Regions from separate parts of the Homo sapiens genome. Here all the other regions are linked to region 1. Evidence: read pairs that join two places in POLR2A ChIA-PET (ENCODE). Cell type or tissue: Caco-2. All regions are shown on one strand. Each heading gives the region's core, and the rest is flanking DNA. Links, peaks and the distances in the headings are about the cores only.

Region 1 (4,000 bases), core at 1-4,000:
CTGAGGTAGGAGAATCGCTTAAACCTGGGAGGCAGAGGTTGCAGTGAGCCGAGATCACACCACTGCACTCCAGCCTGGACGACGGAGTGAGACTCTGTCTAAAAAAAAAAAATGTTACTTAAAAAAAAAAAAAAAAGGAAACAGTTAAAGGAACAAGGCCACAACAGTCAGCAACTGACAGAGCCAAGTGGCTTATAGGCCAGAGGGTCCCCACACCAAGTTCTTTCTACACCAGGTCATTCTCAGACGCTATCTTGGTGCTGCGGTATCAGGCAATGCCTTGACAGTTGCTGACAATGAAGTCAACAAAGCTGCAGGGATGGAAGAGCAAGCTCTCCATCCTGAAGTTACCTCTGGAGGGCAGAGGCCAGACTTGAAACATGGATTGGCATCATGCTAGGCCTCAAGCTCTTAACTTCTTTTTCAGCTTTTTCCTGTGGTGATTCCTTTGTCCTAAGCAAATGCCAGCCACAAGACAGACCTGCAACATTTGACCTTATGTCAGACAGAATGAAAATTGTGTGGGGCCTCTTGGAGGGTGGGGTGGGGGGAGGGATAGCATTAGGAAAAATAGTTATTCCATGCTGGGCTTAATACTTAGGTGATGGGCTGGGCGTGGTGGCTCGTGCCTGTAATCCCAGCACTTTCGGAGGCCGAGGCGGGTGGATCACAAGGTCAAGAGATCGAGACTGAGGGCTGGGCACGATGGCTCATGCCTGTAATCCCAGCACTTTGGGAGTCCGAGGTGGGCAGATCATGAGGTCAGGAGTTCGAGACCAGCCTGACCAACATGATGAAACCCCATCTCTACTAAAAATACAAAAATTAGCCGGGCGTGGTGGCAGGCGCCTGTAATCCCAGCTACTCAGGAGGCTGAGACAGGAGAATTGCTTGCACCCGGGAGGCAGAGGTTGCAGTGAGCCGAGATCGTGCCATTGCACTCCAGCCTGGGCCACAGAGCAAGACTCCGTCTCAAAAAAAAAAAAAAAAAAAAAAAAAGAGAGAGATCGAGACCATCCTGGACAATGTAGTGAAACTCCGTATCTACTAAAAAGTATAAAAATTAGCTGGGCATGGTGGCATGCATCTGTAGTCCCAGCTACTTAGGAGGCTGAGGCAGGAGAATTGCTTGAACCCAGGAGGCAGAGGTTGAAGTGAGCCAAGATCGCGCCACTGCACTCTAGCCTGGTGACAGAGCAAGATTCCGTCTCAAATTAAAAAAAAAAAAACCTAGGTGATGGGTTGACAGGTGCAGCAAACCACCATGGCATACTATGTAACAAATCTGCACACCCTGCACATGTACCCCAGACCTTTAAAAAAAAAAAAAAGAAAATTGTGTAAACTCCAACAGCTGCAGTCAGCAGAACATGACACGTGGGGAAATTTAAGAACATCCTTCTTCAAACACAGATAACTTTGAGATGGTCCCTTTTTTTTTTTTGACACGGAGACTTTTTTTTTTTTTTTTTTCGAGACAGAGTCTCACTCTGTCCCCCAGACTGGAATGCAGTGGTGCAATCTTGGCTCACTGCAACCTCTGCCTCCCAGGTTCAAGTGATTCTCCTGCCTCACCCTCCCAAGCAGCTGGGACTATAGGCACGCACCACCATGCCCGGCTAATTTTTTGTATTTTTAGTAGAGACCAGGATGGTCTCGATCTCCTGACCTCGTGATCCGCCTGCCTTGGCTTCCCAAAGTGCTGGGATTACAGGCGTGAGCCACTGTGCCCGTCCTCTTTCTTTTTTAATTTCTTTTTTTTTTTTTTTTGAGACAGAGTTTCACTTTTGTTGCCCAGGCTGGAGCACAATGGTGCAATCTCAGCTCACTGCAACCTCCGCCTCCCAGGTGCAAGAGATTCTCCTGTCTCAGCCTCCCAAGTAGCTGGGATTACAGGCATGTGCCACCATGCCTGGCTATTTTTTTTTGTATTTAGTAGAGATGGGCTTTCACCACGTTAGTCAGGCTGGTTGTGAACTCCTGACCTCAGGTGATCCACCCGCCTCGGCTTCCTAAAGTGCTGGGACTACAGGCGTGCGCCAATGCGCCTGGCAACAGGCACCAATTTTCACCAGAACTGCTGCCTTAGCCAAACCCTCAAAGCTGTCAAACAATATGAAGGACAAAACAAAGGGAAGTGAGGGTGACGACTTCAGTTTTGCCAAGACGGTTGGAAAAACAGCAAACATTGTTCTTATTCAGTGTACAAATGGGAGCCCAAGGAATGGACACAGGCTTGGTGAAAACTCCTGGAAGCAGATGGGAGAGGATGGAGAGCTGCTTTCATCCAGTCAGTACTGACCCTGAAGGCTGACCAGCTGAAGCCACCCTGTGAGGCTCACAGAGAACAGAGGTCCGTAGTCACACACGCACATTTACTGAGCACTGCCATGTGCCTGCACTGTGCTAGATGCTGGGAAACATCAATGAACTGAACAGACAACAATCTCTGCCCTTATGAGGCTTCCATTCTACTGGCAGGAGAAAGACCACAGCAATAACGTAAAACATAAGCCATACAGGGTATAAGAAGGGGGAGGCTGGGCATGGTGGCTCACGCCTGTAATCTTAGCACTTTGGGAGGCCGAGGCAGGTGGATCTCAAGGTCAGGAGTTCAAGACCAGCCTGGCCAACATGGTGAAACCCCATCTCTACTAAAATACAAAAATTAGCTGAGCGTGGTGGTGAGCGCCTGTAATCGCAGCTACTTGGGAGGCTGAGGCAGGAGAATCGCTTGAACCCAGGAGGTGGAGGCTGCAGTGAGCCGAGATCGTGCCACTGCACTCCAGCCTGGGCAATAGAGTGTGACTCTGTCTTAAAAACAAAAACAAAAAAACCCCCAAAAAAGAAGGGGGAAAGTGCCATGGAGAAAAATAGTAGGGTGGTGCATGAGGCTGGCGGTCCTGGGGAATTTAGTTCAATGTTTGATTAAATGCCACTTATGACTACATTTCATTGCTGATTATTCTTTTTTGTGTGTATGTTGCTAAAAAGAACTCGTTGGGGAGTGGGGAAGGGGAGTTACCTCCTTTTCATAAAAAAATAAAATAAAATAAAAATCAGTTACGGATCACCCACAGGGGCCAGATATCTTGCTAAGTATTAAAATAAAAATAGGGCCGGGCACGGTGGTTGTAATCCCAGCACTTTGGGAGGCCGAGGCAAGCGGATCACCTGAGGTCAGGAGTTCGAGACCAGCCTGGCCAATATGGTGAAACCCCGTCTCTACTAATAATACAAAAAATTAAGGCCAGGCACGGTGGCTCATACCTGTAGTCCCAGCACCTTGGGAGGCTGAGATGGGCAGATCACGAGGGCAGGAGTTCGAGGCCAGCCTGGCCAATACGGTGAAACCTCGTCTCTACTAAAAATACAAAAATTAGCCGGGCACGGTGGTGCATGGCTGTAGTCCCAGCTACTCAGGCGGCTAAGGTAGAATAATCGCTTGAACCTGGGAGGTGGAGGTTGTAGTGAGCCGAGATCGTACCACTGCACTCCAGCCTGGGCAACAGAGTGAGACTCCATCTCAAACAACAACAACAACAACAACAACAACAACAAAAATTAGCCAGGTGTAGTGCGCATGCCTGTAATCCCAGCTACTCAGGAGGTTGAGAGGCAGGAGAATCGCTTGAACCCAGGAGGCAGTGGTTGCAGTGAGCCGAGACTGCACCACTGCACTCCAGCCTGGGCAACGGAGTGGGACTCTGTCTCAAAAAAATAAAAATAAAAATAAATAAATAAATAAATAAATAAATGAAATAAAAATAGGTGACCAAGCAGGGTGGCTGAGCCTGGGGAGATCGAGGCTGCAGTAAGCAGAGATTGTGCCACTGCACTCCAGCCTGGGCAACACAGCCAGACCTAGTCTCAAAAAATAATAATAATAATAATAAAAAAACAGGCAGCCAGGCTAGGTGGCTCATGCCTATATCCCAGCACTCTGGGAGGCTGAGGCAGGTGGACTGCTTGAACTCAGGAGTTCAAGACCAGCCTAGGA
Region 2 (8,398 bases), core at 2,082-6,081, 84 kb before region 1:
ATTGCTGCACTAGAATTCTTCCCTTTACTTGTCAGTCTTCCACCATATGACTGTGGGTTCCTAGGGGCAGTGGCTATAAATGACAAAACTGAGCCAGCCAGGGAGGGCTGGGGTGATGAGGGAAGGGGTATGAGACAGGAAGGAGGGAAAGGTGGAGGGAGAGAGGCTCTGTGGTTGGCCAAGGCAGAATAAAGCTTTCATTCAATCATTTGTTCATTCACCCATTCATTCAACACATGCATACTGACCTACTCTATTTAAAGCCCCTTGCTAGCTTTCCCCAGCTTCTAGAATCACTCCAAAATCTCTCGGCCAGGTGCAGTCAAGTATTTTGGGAGGTCGAGGTGGGAGGATCGCTTGAGTCCGGGAGTTCGAGACCAGCCTGAGCAACATGGCAAAACCCCATTTCAAAAAAAAATACAAAAATTAGCCAGGTGTGGTGGCGCACACCTGTAGTCCCAGCTATCTGAGAGGCTGAGGCGGGAGGATCACTTGAGCCCAGAAAGTTGAGGTTGCAGTGAGCCGAGATCGTGCCACTGCACTGCAGCCTAAGTGACAGAGGAAGACTGTCTCAAAAACAACCCTGTCCTCCATGGGTGGCCCTCGAAGCCCCAGGAACCCAGTCCTCCCCAGTGGACCGCTCCACCCTCAGTCTCCCTGTCCCTTTCTGTCCCTCCCTGTGCTCCAGGACTCTGGCTCCCCTTTGGTTCCTCAAGCAAGACCACCTTCTAGAACGCCCTTCTTCTGACCTTTCCAGGACGACCCCCAGGACAGGCCCCTATCACTCTGTATAAACAGGGTCTCACCCCCACAGCGCGGGTTCCGCCTCAGTCCTGTGTCTCCTACCTCATTCTCACCCAGCCCACGCCCAGACGCACTTGTGGGATCAGGGGATTAACACCCACCTTCTCAGTAGGCTGCGAGCTTCCCACTTCCCAGCATGCCTGTGGTGACTAGCGCCCACCCGGAGCGCCCCAGGAGACCAGAGCCAAAAGGGACCTTGGTGAGCATCGAGGTCCGCCCCCACGTGTTGTAACAACAATAATAAAAAATAATATTTCCAACAACAACAGCAGCAGCTAACACTGCCCACGTGCCAGGCGTTTCGCCTTCCGTGCAGTTTCCTCGAATCCACGCAACAACCCCATACAGAGAGCTCCAGTTCCATCCCCATCTTACAGAGGAGAAAACTGAAGCTGGGCAAGGCTGGCCAGGCCCCTGGGTTGCAGGCCCTGCACTCTTCGGTCACCACTAGGCTGTGCTGCCAGATGACCATGGTGGCAACACTGGACGGGGTTGGGGCTCCACAGACTTGAGCTCTGTGATCCCAAACAAGTCCTAGACCTTTCTGGCCTCAGTCTCCCCATCTGGAAAATGGAGCTAACCACAGTCTCTTCATCAGACTGAATGTTCACAGGAGGGAGGGACTGTCAGGGCTTCCAAGTACAGAGAGAGGGGACGGGTACCATGAGGGCAGGATTATGGGGGTCCCCAGGGCCTCCCCCACAGGTAAAGCCCCACCCAAAGCCAGTTCTGCCCAAGGCCTGCTCCAAGAGGACCCCTGCAAGGCAGGGTGAGTGGAGTCCTCCCTGGGGAGTGCCCAGTGCCCACACACTCCCTTCTAGAGAAAGAAGACAGCACTGTGCACAATGAGACCAGGGGACCCGGGGTGTGTGGGGGCCACCAGGTGGGGCACAGCACACCCTCCACTGAACCCTGAGCCATGGGGACCCTGAGCGCTCCCAGCCCTCCTGACACCTGCTTCCCCTTGCCACATGGGCCCTGGCAGTGGGAATGGGGCGTCTGCCGGAGCCTCTCCTGGGCTGTGCCAACCTCCCTATGCCCAGACAAAGCCCCCCTCCCCCGGCCTCCGGGGAAGGGGTGGGCCAGTGAGGGAGCTGACAAAGGGAGCCAGTGGGGCTGTGCCTGGGGCTCGTGCCACCCCACTCCCCGACCTGCCCACAGTGCCCACATCCCCCTCCTGCCACTTGGCCGGCTGGGGCGCCCGGCACCGTTGCTATGGCGGCAGCTCTGGGGAAGCTGCAGCTGGGTAATTATTGCGAACATCCATCCTGCCTCCAGCCCGCCCCAAGAGCCGGGCAGCGAGCAGCGGGGCCAGGGCAGCCCCTCCTCACCCGCCGGGCAGCCGCACCCTGGCCTGGCACGATGCCTGCCCGAGGTACAGTGGGGAGGACAGCCATGCAGGCTGCTGCAGCAGACAGGAGCCAGCCCAGGGGCTGGCCAGGAAACCCCCACTTTCGCCCTGGCCCCCCAGCCCTGGGCCACCCTTGGAGCTGACCGGCCGGCCCAGAACTTATTTTTTCCAGCTATAATACACACACCAAACCAGCCAGAGAACCTCCTTTGTTCAAACAGAATCCTTCCTCTGCCGTTTTGGGGGCAGTGGAAGCCAAAGCAGCCAGAATGGGCTCTGGCCTGTCACCTAGGGACGGTCCCCTCGATGAGGCGGTTCCCCTGGGGCCCCACTGTGGGCCCCGCCACCTCCTCAGCCTCAGAAGCTCGCCTTGGCCCTGGTGTCTAAATATAGCTCTGCCGGGCCAAGCCTGAGGTCTCACACTCCCAACTGCCCCGGGTGGCCGGGGGAGGAGATTCATTCAGGCCTCGAGAGAGCATTTCAGGAGCCACTTAGGGCTGAGCTCAGGGCCCCCACTGTGACGCAGGTGTGCCTCTGCCTGTGGGGCTTGCGGACCCCCTCAGGAGACACACAGATATGATTTTGAGTAGCTAACTCGATCGAGAAAACACAGACCAGGACTCCCCTCGCCCAGCCTGGAAGCAGGATGCGTCAGGGCGGGAGGGAAAGGAAGGGGTCTAGGCTGGGGAGGGGAGGCACCAAGGGGAGAGAGAGGAAGTGTGGTCTGGCGCTGGAACAGATTTGTGTGGTAGAATGTGGGGTGCGCCCCAGCAGGACATGGGCTAGGGAGCAGTGGCCGGGGGTCAGCAGGGTGCAGAGCACAGGGATGCCGTCTCTTCTCCTTTTGGCTCCACTGCCCCTCAGGGCCCTGCACAGGCTGGCACTCGGCAGGAGATACCGCTCAGATGTTATTTTCCAAAGAATCCCGAGGCCGGGCACGCTGACTCACGCCTGTAATCCCAACACTTTGGGAGGCCGAGGCGGGTGGATCGCTTGAGGTCAGTTCGAGACCAGCCTGGCCAACATGGCAAAACCCCATCTCTACTAAAATACAAAATTAGTTGGGCGTGGCAGTATGTGCCTGTAATCCCAGCTACTCGGGAGGCTGAGGCAGGAGAATCGCTTGAACACGGGAGAGTCTCCCGGTGAGCTGGGATCACACCACTACACTCCAGCCTGGGCAACAGAGCAAGACTCCATCTCAAACACACACACACACACACACACACACACACACACACACACACACACACACACACAGAGAGAATCCTGGTGGCCAGAGTGGAAGTGGAGGCAGCACAAAGGAGGGGGACAAGGTGGCGGGAGCAGCAAGGGGCCACGGGCGAGGCAAGGGTCCCCTGGAGCTGCAGGTGAGAGAGGAAAATGAAGGAGAATCCACAGGACATGGGGGATGAGAGCAAGGGAAGGATTCAGGCTGCCTGTGCCCCTCCCCAGACCTTGGTCATCGAGCCGCTGACCAGGGCCCTGCTTGGGGGACAGACACTCTAAAATAAAAGGGTAAATATCTGTTGAAAGAGAGCCCGGCCCCTGCTCACCACCAGACATTAGGGCCTCGGGGAGAAGGCCTTCTGCTCAGCTAGTGCGGGTGGAGGGAGAGCAGCCTGGTCCCTGGCACAGCCTTCTGGGTAGGGACTGTCTCAGCCTCAATGGCCTTTGGACCTCCCACTTTCAGTCCCAGCAATAAATCTTCCCAACAGCACACGGTTTTCTACCTGAAAAGCTCTTTCCATCCAGCATCCTCTGCTAGCTTCAAACAGCCCTGGCACTGGGCCAGGCAGGGAGGCACAGCCATTGCAGAGGTGAGGAAACTGAGGCTCAGAGAAGTGAGGCTCAGAGATCTGCCCAGGCATGGAAAGGGGAGGGACCATGACTAAGCACCCACTAAGTTACAGGGGCCTTTGCAAACATCACCTGGGGCTGCAGCTAGAAGGCGGAGAGTAGAACTTGAAGTCAGGAGTAGAACTTGAACTTCCGACTGATTCCCTGGTCCTGGGCTCCCCTGTCCTCCTGAGACAGAGGCTAATAGGAGCCAAGACGGGGCCATTCCTTTTAGCACCATGTTTTCTGAGAATATAAGCTGGAGAGGGTGGGGCAGGAGGTCTGAGACAAACAAAACTGCACTTTGGAATTATCCAGTCTGACTGCAACCACCTCTATCTTACAGATGGGGAAACTGAGGCTCTGGCCTGGCCCAGGCCCAAAGAACCCACTGTTTCCCAGATCTTGGAGTAGCTGAGACTGGGTAAGTAAGTCCCACTGATCCCAGAGCTCTTTTTGGATCCAGCTGTCCACACAGCATCTGGGGTTTTAATTGGGTATTTTGGGGAAGGATTCTGAATGCAAATTTGGAAGAGAGCTCTGGGCCAGCCCTGCAGCTAATGTCAGCCATGGGAACTCACAGGCCACTGGGTTAGAGTGATGTGGATCAGGTGTGATGCAGAGGAGCATGTGAGAACCAGCACCAGCCACTGGTAGGACTCGCATTAGTGCAAGTGACCACAATGGTGGGTGCCAGGCACCATAAGGGAGAAGATGGTGGTGGGGCCTTCAAAGAGTGCCTGGAGCGTGGCGAAGCTTCCGGGCGGCGTGGCGAGGCTTCCGGACGTCGCACTACGACTGTTATTGTCCTTGTCCCTCTGCACCAGATCTCCATCCTGGCTGTTTTTCACAGCGTCCCCAGAAAGACTCTGTGAGGGAAGGTCTATTATTATCTCCATTTTCAGGTCGGGGGGCATTTAGATGGGAGAGAAATTTGGGGACTGGGGGAGTTCTTCCCCTTCTCCCTGAAATTGCCCCAGGCCGGGGACCCTGTCTCCCACCCACCAACAGGGCAAGCCAAGATGGTTGAAAAGTTCTCCTTGGCCCAGCTTTAAAAGCCAACCCAACAGAGTGATTGGAAGTCCAAGAGTAAGGAGAGCTTAGTTTGGACTTCCCAGAAGGCAAGTTTTTATATAATACCGATCACAAATTTGGTACCCGTCCTCTTCAGTAGTGCCAGGGGTTCAGCTGGGTACCTATCTTGGAGAAACTGCTGGAGTGCACAGTGAGGCCTGTTCAGGGCTGTGTGTGGGAGTGAAATAATGGAAATGTCCATTTATAGGCCAGAGGGCAAATAAAGGATGGACCAGCTCACACACAGAACACTGCACAGCACGGAGGAGGAGGCAGGTCTGTATGCACTGACTCAGAAATGTCCATGACACGTTGTTCAGTGAAAAAGAAGGCATTGGCCGGGCGCGGTGGCTCACGCCTGTAATCCCAGCACTTTGGGAGGCCGAGACGGGCAGATCACTTGAGCCCAGGAGTTTGAGGCCAGCCTGGACAACACGGTGAGACCCCCCATCTCTACAAAAAAAAAAAAATACAAAAATTAGCCAGGCCTGGTGGTGTGTGCCTGTAGTCCCAGCTACCTGGAGGCTGTGGTAAAAAGATTACTTGGGCCTGGGAAAGCAAGGGTGCAGTGAGCCGAGATCACACCACTGCACTCCAGCCTGGGGAACAGAGTGAGACCCTGTTTGAAAAAAAGAAAAGAGGAAAGGAAGGAAGGAAGGGAGGAAGGAAGGGAGGAAGGGAGGGAGGGGAAAAAAAAATAGCCCGGGTGCGGTGGCTCACACCTGTAATCCCAGCACTTTGGGAGGCCAAGGCAGAAGGATCATTTGAGCTCAGGAGTTCATGACCAGCCTGGCCAACATGGTGAAACCCCGCCTCTACTAAAAATACAAAAATTAGCTGGGTGTGGTGGTGTGCACCTGTAATCCCAGCGACTTGGGAGGCTGAGGCATGAGAATCGCTTGAACCTGGGAGGCAGGGGTTGCAGTGAGCCAAGATTGAGCCACTGCACTCCAGCCTGGGCAACAGAATGAGTCTCTATCTAAAAAAAAAAAAAAAAAAAAAAAAAGAAAAAAAGAAAAAGAAAAAGAAAGCATCTTGCAGAACAAAACATACAGAATGTTACTACTCACGTGAGACGCATACCTAAACACAATATGCACATCTAAACAGATATAAATATAGATAGTCTAGGTATAGGTGTTGGTACAGGCACGACACAGGCATAGGTAGTGGCATAGGTATAGTTACAGATATTGGTATAGGTATTGGTATAGGCATGGCATAGGTATAGGTATATACACTGACCAGCTGACAACAATGGTTTAAACAGAATGGGGCTCAGGAGGTAAAGAGGAATTACATGGCCTTTTATTCACTACATTTTATTAATGTTTGAGATTTTACAATGAGAATATTTTCCTGAAATATTCGTCTGATGCTAAAAATTAAAGAAGAAAAGCAGCTGGCCACATGGCTGGGAGCCTGAAGCAGGGCTCAGTCTGGGCGCTCATAAGAGGCAGGGTCTGTGGGGGTCAGGCCTGTTTGGTAGTCTCAAGCTACATCTGGAGACTCTTCCTAAATCCACTGTGGCTCCCTCTCCCCAAGGCCAGAGCCAGAGAGAGCTGGTTTCCACAGCAGCAGTAGCATACGCAGGTCCCTGCAATCTGGAGGTATGTGACACCGGGACATTTACCCTGTGCGGTGGGCCCACCTCTGCCACCTCTGCTCCTTGAGGCAGGGCAGGACTTCAGAATTGGCCAGAGGGCGACCTGAGACATGCAGGCAGAGAAGGGAGCCAGTGACCTCTAGGACCCCCAGGGCTTAGGCAGGATGCCGCGTGGAACCCAGAGCAGTCTCCCCAGCCTGGGCTTGCATTTGAGCCTCACAAATACCGCACTGGGGGAGGCAACAGCCCGTCTGTGCCCCTGCACTCCCAGCAGTCAGCAAGGTCAGGAGTGGGAGAGGGGAGAAGGCCTTTCATGGAGCACTCCTTAGATGCTGGGCCCTGAGCTAGACACATTTCCTACTCCCTAACTTTGGCCTTTAAATCTCGTTCAGTGAGTTCTTTTTGACACATGGAAGCTTGGGAAGTTTTTCGGCCAGCTACTGAAAACAAAGGGGTAAAATAATTCAAACAAAGCAAAGGGATGTACAGTGAAAAACAAGTCTTTTCTCCTCAGCCCCCAGTCCCCGCCCGGGAGAACCCATGTGCGCACTGGAGCACATGCACGTGTGTTCCTGCCCCCTCCTTGGTACTAACAGAAGCGCTCCCCACAAAGTGCGCTGTATCTGGCCTTTTTCACAAAAAAAACATGTATCTCAGAGCTTCTTCCACAGCAGTACACGGGACCGCCTCGTTCTTTTTCATGCCTAGAATTCCATGGCATGCAAAAGTCTTTAGTATTCATGTAACCAGATCTAGAATTCTGGCTCCATGGTTTTCTGCCTTTTCCATAGGCTTATTTCTGTTCTGCACAACAGCCCTGGGAGGCAGGTGGTCCCTGTGTTAGAGATGAGGAAACCAGGGTGACGGGATTAGTCTGTTCTCACGCTGCTGTGAAGAAATGCCCGAGACTGGGGTAATTTATAAAGAAAAGAGGTTTAATTGACTCACAGTTCTGCGTGGCTGGGGAGGCCTCAGGAAACTTACAATCATGGTGGAAGGCAGCTCTTCACAGGGCGGCAGGAGGGAGAGTGATACTGAGCAAAGGGGGAAGCTGCTTATAAAACCATCAGATCTCGTGAGAACTCACTCACTATCATGAGAACAGCATGGGGGAAACTGCCACCATTATTCAATTATCTCTACTTGGTCCTGCTCTTGACACCTAGGGATTATTAAAATTCAAGGTGAGATTTGGTGGGGACACAGAGTCAAACTATATCAGTGACTCACCATCCCAGTTTGCCTGGGACTGTGCCAGGAAAACCCTCAGTTTTGGACAAACCAGGATGGTTGGTCACCCTAAAGGTAAACTGAGGCTTGGAGGGTAAGGACATTCTCCAAGATCTTGTGGTTGATCCGTGGAGGCCTGGGATGGCCACTGAAGTCCACCTGATGGTGATGATACTCTAGGAGGACAATGATCATATAGTAAGTGTCTCCTCTGTGCCTGCCCCTTCTTCAGCCCTCATAACAGCCCCAGGAGGCAGACAACGAGGCACAGATAGAACTTGTGACAGGCGAACTGGGGTCAGATCTCAGCAGCAGGGCTTGGCTGTGTGACCACTGTGGTCAGCTCCTTCTCAGCCTCCTGTCCTGGGCCCACAGCAGACATACAACAAATGTTTGTTGAGGGGAAAAAAAGGCATGAATGAAGTATTATTATCCTCATTTTATGGGAAAAACTGAGGCACAAAGAAGCTGTCCCTGGCACAGGGTCACAATTT
Region 3 (8,398 bases), core at 2,082-6,081, 58 kb after region 1:
GTATTTTTTTAGTAGAGATGGGGTTTCTCCATGTTGGTCAGGCTGGTCTCGAACTCCCAACCTCAGGTGATCTGCCCACCTCAGCCTCCCTCCCAAAGTGCTGGGATTATAGGCGTGAGCCACCGTGCCTGGCCCAAATTCAATTTTTAATGGGGTCCTTGTCTTGTTTTATGGGTACAACATCATTTATCTGCCTGAGAATATTGTAGGGTTTAGTGTTCCCTCGTGTTCCCGCCAATATTAAGGGATACTCAATTTTCCAGTACCTTGCCCTGTAGGTCTGGCTACAGGGCCAGGAGACTGGTGAGGTCTCAGTCTGGTATCTGTTCCTCCACTTGTCCCAGTCTGTAAGCTCTTGTGTGTGTTTTTTTTTTAATTATTTCTTTTGAGACAAGTCTCGCATTGTCACCCAGGCTGGAGTGCAGTGGTGCGATCATAGCTCACTGCAGCCTTGAACTCCTGGGCTCATTCCAGTATCCTCCCACTTCAGTCTCCAAAGTAGCTGGGACCTTAGTCACGTGCCACCACGCCCATCTAATTTTTAAAATTGTTTGTAGAAACATTAAAGTCTCACTATGTTGCCCCAGCTGGTCTCAAACTCCTCGGCTCAAGCAATCCTGCCTCAGTCTCCGAAAGTGCTGGGACTACAGGTGTGAGCCTGTGCGCCCAGCTGTCTCATGTTCTTGTCCAGAGCCTCAGCCTGCATGTCTGAAGAAGAGTGGTTGTCTCCAGAGCAGCAGGCTGAGGGAGGGGACTTGGGAGTCAAGGGTCTAACTCTTCCTTTGGAAGAAGGCCTCTCTCTTAGTAGGCTTTTCTGGATTCCAGCAGCATTTATGTCCTGTTGTATGTGTGTGTTCTGGGGCCAGAGCTGGGGCTGGAACCCAGGCTGCCACTGGGCCCCAGCTCCTGCAGAAGTGCTGATGCCTTTGTAGGGCGTTTGCTGCAGCCAGAACAGTGATGGGCCCTGGCAGCATGGCAACATGGCTCACTCTGTTGCTTAGGCTGGAGTGCAGTGGTGCGATCACAGCTTACTGCAGCCTTGAACTCCTGGGTCAAGTGATCCTCTCACCTCAGTCACCTCCTGAGTAGCTAGGACTACAGGTGAGAGCCACCAGGCTTGGCTAATTTTAATTTTTTTTTTTTTTTTTTTGGAGATGGAGTTTCACTCTTGTCGCCCAGGCTGGAGTGCAATGGCGGGATCTCGGCTCACCACAACCCCCGCTTCCCGGGTTCAAGCAATTCTGACTCAGCCTCCCGAGTAGCTGGGATTACAGGCATGCACCACCATTCCCGACTAATTTTGTATTTTTAGTAGAGATGGTGTTTCTCCATGTTGGTCAGGCTGGTCTCGAATTCCCCACCTCAGGTGATCCACCCGCCTCGGCCTACCAAAGTGCTAGGATTACAGGCATGAGCCTCTGTGCCTGGCTAATTTTAAAATTTTTTATAGAGATAGGCTCTCGGTATGTTGCCCAGGCTGGTCTCAAATTCCTAGGCTCAAGTGTAATCCCAAAGTGCTGGGATTACAGGTGTGAGCCACCATGCCTGGTCCCTTGCCTGCCTTTGATTCCTAATTACTATCATGGTTCCTGAAGCCTAGTAGAACTCATCTGAATGGATACAGGAGGCTCTGGAGATGGGAATGGGGAGGCACTAACTAGGGTCCCACTGAGCCAGCTACAGGCCCCCGCTCTTTTGTGAAAAGATGGTTGTGATGAAGACTTAAGTGTTCATTATATTCCAGGCAAGCCATTTTCTCTGACTCTGGGAGTTGTTTGGCACCATGGGTAAGGAAGCCCTACCCCGACAATGGCACTGGAGGAAGAGCCTCAAGCTTAGGCACTGGCTTTCCCAAGTCCTTGGGTGAATTTGCAAACCTCACCTGTGTCCTCATGTTGCCCTAGGATGTTACATGCTGAGCTGTAAGCAGGATGCTGAATTAGGGGAATTGCTCAGTACTAAATATGATTGTTACTACAACCACAAAACTAGCAAGGAGTAGAACTGCATTAAAACACTGTTGCAAATTTTTTTATTTTTTGAGACGGAGTCTTGCTCTGTCGCCCAGGCTGGAGTGCAGTGGCGAGATCTCGGCTCACTGCAAGCTCTGCCTTCCGGGTTCACGCCATTCTCCTGCCTCAGCCTCCCTAGTAGTAGCTGGGACTACAGGCGCCCGCCACCTTGCCCGGCTAATTTTTTGTATTTTTAGTAGAGACGGGGTTTCACCATGTTCGCCAGGATGGTCTTGATCTCCTGACCTCGTGATCTGCCCGCCTCGGCCTCCCAAAGTACTGGGATTACAGGCGTGAGCCACCATGCCGGGCCCACTGTTGCAAATTTCTTTCCAAAACCTCTGCCAGCACATGGCTGAACCCACAGAACTGGCAGGACACACAAGATGCGCTGGGTTAAGATGCTTTGGTGCTCTCTGTGGGTTCAGCTGACTGTTTTACAGGCCTGCTTCTTGACCGTTGGGGTGGGCAGATCTGAGCCCCCACTAGGTAATTGTGGACAGTTTTTGAAAAGTGGTTTTTATGTGAGATCATGGGCTTCTTTTAAAGCCATTTGTATATATGCAGTTCCCTTATCTGCAGGCCTTAATTTTGACATTTCTGTTTTCCTTCTCGAGATTTGTTTTCTGTCCCTGCAGTACTGCTTTTTCCAGAATGTCATATAAATGGAATCATACATTATTATTATTTTTGAGACAGCATCTCACTCTGTTGCCCAGGCTGGAGTGCAGTGGCACGATTTGGCACATTGCAACTTCCGCCTCCTGAATTCAAGCAGGAACCATACATTATATAGCCCTTCGAGTCTGGGTTCTTTTACTTATTGTGAGATATTTGAGATTTATTTGTGTTATGACACGTACTAGCAGTTATTTCTTACTTTTTAAAAAATTTTTTAAGACAGGTCTCTGGAGTTCAGTACTACAATCACAGCTCACTGTAGCCTCAACTCCAATGCTCCAGCAGTCCTCCCACTGCAGCCCCCACTGCCCAGTAGCTTCGACTACAGGCACTTGTGCACCACTATGCTCAGTTAATTTAAAAAAAAATTATTTTTGAGACAGGGTCTTGCTCTGTCACTCAGGCTAGAGTGCAATGGCATGATCTCAGCTCACTGCAACCTCCACCTCCTGGGTTCAAACGATTCTTCTGCATCAGCCTCCTGAGTAGCTGGAATTACAGGTGCCCGCCACCTCATCAGGCTAGTTTTTGTAATTTTTTTTTTTTTCTGAGGCAGAGTTTTTCACTCTTGTTGCCTAGGCTGGAATGCAATGGTGTGATCTCAGCTCACCGCAACCTCTGCCTCCCAGGTTCAAGCGATTCTCCTGCCTCAGCCTCCCAAGTAGCTGGGATTACAGGCATGTGCCACCACCACCAGCTAATTTTTGTTGGTTTGTTTGTTGTTGTTGTTTTAGTAGAGATGGGGTTTCTCCATGTTGATCAGGCTGGTCTCGAACTCCCGACCTCAGGTGAGCCGCCCACCTTGGCCTCCCAAAGTGCTGGAATTATAGGCTTGAGCCACCATGCTCCGCCTTACTTTTTTTTTTTTTTTCCTTTTGAGACAGAGTTTCGCTCTTTGCCCAGGCTGGAGTGCAATGGCATGATCTTGGTTCACCACAACCTCCGCCTCCCGGGTTCAAGTGATTCTCTTGCCTCAGCCTCCTGAGTAGCTGGGATTACAGGCATGTGCCACCATGCCCGGCTAATTTTGTATTTTTAGTGGAAACGGGGTTTCTCCGTGTTGGTCAGGCTGGTCTTGAACCCCTGACCTCGGGTGATCTGCCTGCCTCAGCCTCCCAAAGTGCTGGGATTACAGGCATGAGCCACCATGCCCGGCCTAAATTTTTTTTTTGTAATGTTGGGGTCTCACTTTGTTGCCCAGGCTGATCTTGAACTCCTGGGCTCAAGCAATCCTCCTGCCTAGGCCTCCCACATTGCTGGGGTTACAGGCATGAGCCACTGTCCCTGGCATCTTTTTTTTTGCTGTGAATATAACATTTCTAGCTTTTCTTTGTGTTGTGATTTTTACCTTTTCAATACATAGTGTGCAAGGACATATTTTCTGGTTACGATAGAAATAATTTATTTGAAAGTCTATCCATGTTGAAACAACTAAAAATGCTGTGCCTTTATCTGTTGGTAGAAGAACTAAGCTCCCTTAAAGAAATCTAGAGAGCAGAAGAGAACAGGAAATGAGAGACCACAAACTAAAGGGAGAAAATGAACTTTTCAATAAGGCTTGCAGGCTTGCTCTAGCAGTTGTAGTGATTAAAAGTAGTGGCAATGGCTGGGTGCAGTGGCTCACACCTGTAATCCCAGCACTTTGGGAGGCTGAGGTGGGCGGATCGCCTGAGGTCAGGAGTTCGAGACCAGCCTGGCCAGCATACTGAAACCCTATCTCTACTAAAAATACAAAAATTAGCCGGGCGTGGTGGCATGTGCCTGTAATCCCAAGGAAGCTGAGGCAGGAGAATCACTTGAACCCAGGAGGTGGAGGGGTTACAGTGACCCGAGATCATGCCATTGCACTCCAGCCTGGGCAACAGAGCAAGACCGCATCTCAAAAAAAAAAAAAAAAAAGGAGTGGTAAAGGATAAATACCAAACAAAAGTGAGCCTCAAAACATATTACATATATATGGGAAGTTCAAATAAGAGATAGAGTTGGGATGTATTCATAGGTGTCTGGCTTTACTTACGGGGAAAAATATTAGGTCCCTATCTCATACCATATACAAATAATCAAATAATTATGTTGATTAAACCTGAGTGGCCTAATTCAAATAAATGTTTCTCAGACAGGCGAGTTATGTTTTCCGATTGTAAAAGTTACATGGGCTTAAGGTAGTTACCCCCCAAACCTTCCTTCTGAGTATGAATTTTTATAGTTAGAGAAGAAATGCTGCAGAGAAATGGCTTAAACATCAATAATTGATGTTGCATTATGCAGGTTTCTTGTTTTCACTTTACATAACTTTGTCTAACAATAAGTACTGCACTCTTTGCCCCCTATTGTGGAAGCAGGTAATTTAGTCAACCAGTCCTCTTGACCGTGATTTGATTGCAGTGTTTGCTATGACAAATGGGACTGCAGCAACCCCCTTGCACAGAGGCCTTGGCGAGAGCTTTGAACTGGGTGGTTTCTGAGCAGTAGAATCCTGTGTAACAGGATATAGACATTAGGCATTTTAGATGACACAGTGAAGATTACTATCCCAAAGACTGAACCAGTATCCCTGCTGTGTAGGTATTTAGGCTTAAGATGACTAAATACTGTGTAGATAGGTAGACTTGAGATTTAAGGCGTTCTTAGTTGAAGCCACAGGTGCAGCCTGCTGTGAGGGAGGGGCCAAGGTTGAGGGGGTCTCTTTCCAGAATATTGACCTCCTTTGCCCCCTTGGGAGGGGACAGGGCTGTTGGCTCTGATTTTGCCAAGGGGTAGGTGGCCACAGGAATTGGGCATAGCAGTGCCTAGGATTCTGCTCCAATGCTGCCCCTCATTCTCTGAGTTACCATTGACCACTCCTTGGGGCTGCCACACCCTTCAAGGGGTTCTCAAAGTGGATATAGGGGAAGGGGCTGGGTGTTTGTGATTTCTGTATAAAGGGCAAAAAGTTTAGACTCTAAAGTTACTGTCATATCTTTTCAGATCTTTATGGTCCTAGTTTTTTTTTTCCTGTTACTTATCTAAAAGGTAATGACATTATTTTATTCCAGTGCGTTGACAAACATCTGAGTATATTTTGGTGTCATGCACAGTCTGCAGATAGCCACTTGTCTGGTTTTTCCCTGTTTGGACACATTTTTTTTTTTTTTTTTTGAGATGGAGTTTCGCTCTTGTTGCCCAGGCTAGAGTGCAATGGCACGATCCCGAGTAGCTGGGATTACAGGCATGTGCCACCACCCCGGCTAATTTTGTATTTTTAGTAGAGAGCGGGGTTTCTCCATGTTGGTCAGGCTGGTCTTGAACTCCCGACCTCATGTAATCCGCCCTCCTCGGCCTCCCAAAGTGCTGGGATCACAGACGTGAGCCACTGTGCCTGGCTTTTTTTTTTTTTGAGAGGGAGCCTGAGCCTGTACTGTTGCCCAGGCTGGAGTGCAGTGGCTCACTGCGACGTCCACCTCCCGGGTTCAAGCGATTCTCCTGCCTCAGCCTCCTGAGTAGCTGGGACTATAGGTGTGTGCCACCACGCCTAGTTTATTTTTTGTATGGACACACTCTTCTGATAATTCTGCTTACTATGCCAAGGGCCCAGCTTCTACTGTAGGATGACAGTGGTACATGTACTCATGACCTAGAGGCACTGAGCAATTCCCCAAACGCATTCTGAATTGTGGAGGGTGATGGGGTGGATACTTCTTGATTGGCCCTGTGGTGTGGTGCTGTGGTGGGTAGCCAGATGGCACATGAGAATAAGTGACTTCAGGTATCATGACTGTGTCATCTATGTAGGGGTCCTTGGTACCAACTTCCCAGTGAATTGGGTGGGTTACTTTATTTCACAGATTATAAAACTGGGGTTTGAGAGAAATATTGGGCTTTTTTTTTTTTTTTTTATAACAGGGTCTTGTGCTGTCACTGGGCCTAGAGTGCAGTGGCATGACGATAGCTTTACTGCAGCCTCAACTTCCGAGGCTTAGGTGATCATTCCCCATCAGCCTCCGAGGAGGTGGGACTACAGGCGAGTAGCTAGGACTACAGGGGCAGGCCGACACATTCAGCTAATTTTAAGAAATATTTTAATAGAGAAGAGGTTTTGCTGTGTTGCCCAGGCTGGCGTTGAACTCCTGAGCCCAAGCTCAAGCCTTGGCCTCCTAAAGTGGTGGTATTAACAGGCATGAGCCACTGCGCCCGGCAGTGGTTTTTTTTTTTTTTTTTTTTTTTTTTACGCTTTCCTGTAAATCTGATGTTTTCTGGAATTTAGGGTAAGTTCCTTATCAGACAGAGCAAAAGCACAGTACTGGGACCTTGTGTTCTGTCATGTGTTCTGCTGCCGCCGCCAGTGTGGACAGCCTGAGTCTGGCCCCCTTTCCTTTGGATGTGCTGTCCCTGCTGCCTGGATCCTTCCCGCTCTCTACTTCACCTAGGTGTGGTGTCCCTCCCTGGGCTTACTTACTGCATTGTTTTATGGTGTCTTTTTTTTCTTTTTTTTTTGAGACGGAGTCTCGCTCTGTCACCTAGGCTGGAGTGCAGTGGTGCTATCTCCGCTCACTGCAAGCTCTGCCTCCCAGGTTCACACCATTCTCCTGCCTCAGCCTCCGGAGTAGCTGGGACTACAGGTGCTCACCACCATGCCCGGCTAATTTTTTGTGTTTTTAGTAGAGACGGGGTTTCATCATGTTAGCCAGGATGGTCTCGAGCTCCTGACCTCGTGATCTGCCCACGTCGGCCTCCCAAAGTGCTGGGATTACAGACCTGAGCCACCGCGCCTGGCCTTTTTTTTTTTTTTTTTTTTTTAGATTCAAGAAGTACATGTGCTTGTTTGTTGCATGGGTTTATTACTTACTGGTGGGGATTGGGCTTCTGGTGTATCCATTACCGAAAGAGTGAACGTTGTACCTGATAGGTGATTTTTCAACCCTTGCTCCTTCCCATCCTCCCGTCTTTTTGGGGTCTCCCATGTCTTGTCTTGTCTTGTCTTGTCTTTTTTCTTTTCTATTTTGAGATGGAGTCTCCCCCTTGTCGCCCAGGCTGGAGTACAGTGGCACGATCTCAACCTCACTGCAACCCCCGCCTCCCGGGTTCAAGTGATTATCCTGCCCAGCCTCCTGAGTAGCTGGGATTACATGCGCCCACCACCACGACCGGCTAATTTTTTTTTGTATTTTTAGTAGAGACTGGTTACACCATGTTGGTCAGGCTGGTCTCGAACTCCTGGCCTCAAGTGATCAACCCGCTTCAGCCTCCCAAAGTGCTGGGATTACAAGCGTGAGCCACCGCGCCTGGCCTAATTTTTTTATTTTTAGTAGAGATGGGGTTTCACCATGTTGGCCAGGCTGGTCTTGAACTCCTGACCTCGGGTGGTCCACCTGCCTCAGCCTCCCGAAGTGCTGGGATTACAGGCTTGAGCCACTGCACCTGGCCCTAGATTTCTCTAACATAGGCTGTGGAGGTGGAATTTTTATTTATTTTTTCTTTAAATCAATACTCTCCACTGAATGTAGGATTTTAGTTTTTAATTTTTTACTGCACCCCAGGGGTTGGGGCAGATACCAAAGTGACCCCCCTTCCTGCATTGTGAGGTTTAATTAATGCAATTAACATTTACGAAGTGCTCTGAAACAGCTCTGCTGCTGGTATCAGCCTGGAGGAAGTGAGTGACATCAGTTCTCAGCATTACTGCTGGGTTGGGGCGAGTCCCTGAGCCTCCTCTGAGTCTAATTGGG

The links. Peaks named below come from ENCODE experiments on the same cell type or tissue, not always from the same donor. Only the 100,000 strongest peaks of a DNase experiment are listed, where the experiment ranks them.
Region 2: POLR2A ChIA-PET joins it to region 1 with 8 read pairs; 2 of 35 experiments call an interaction of 5 or more read pairs at or near these places.
Region 3: POLR2A ChIA-PET joins it to region 1 with 5 read pairs; 12 of 35 experiments call an interaction of 5 or more read pairs at or near these places.

Annotation. Positions count from the first base shown.
Region 1 is chr20:32,711,296-32,715,295 of GRCh38, forward strand. All of the region lies in intron 3 of COMMD7 (COMM domain containing 7), which reads right to left. Among named protein-coding and RNA genes, the nearest start is that of COMMD7, 30 kb to the right of the region's middle. RefSeq lists a silencer at 92-386. In Caco-2, for the core only: no CTCF peak of the experiment used is centred there; a DNase peak (open chromatin) is centred at 1,526.
Region 2 is chr20:32,625,271-32,633,668 of GRCh38, forward strand. C20orf203 (chromosome 20 open reading frame 203) reads right to left here. Exons shown (of 6, transcript NM_182584.4): 6 at 6,355-8,398. Among named protein-coding and RNA genes, the nearest start is that of NOL4L-DT, 42 kb to the left of the region's middle. RefSeq lists a silencer at 2,053-2,122. In Caco-2, for the core only: no CTCF peak of the experiment used is centred there; DNase peaks (open chromatin) are centred at 2,581, 3,128, 3,791 and 4,082.
Region 3 is chr20:32,767,062-32,775,459 of GRCh38, forward strand. The region is part of intron 1 of DNMT3B (DNA methyltransferase 3 beta); the gene reads left to right. Among named protein-coding and RNA genes, the nearest start is that of DNMT3B, 8.9 kb to the left of the region's middle. RefSeq lists enhancers at 400-1,001, 1,002-1,603, 3,178-3,679, 6,649-7,355, 8,061-8,398. In Caco-2, for the core only: no CTCF peak of the experiment used is centred there; no DNase peak of the experiment used is centred there.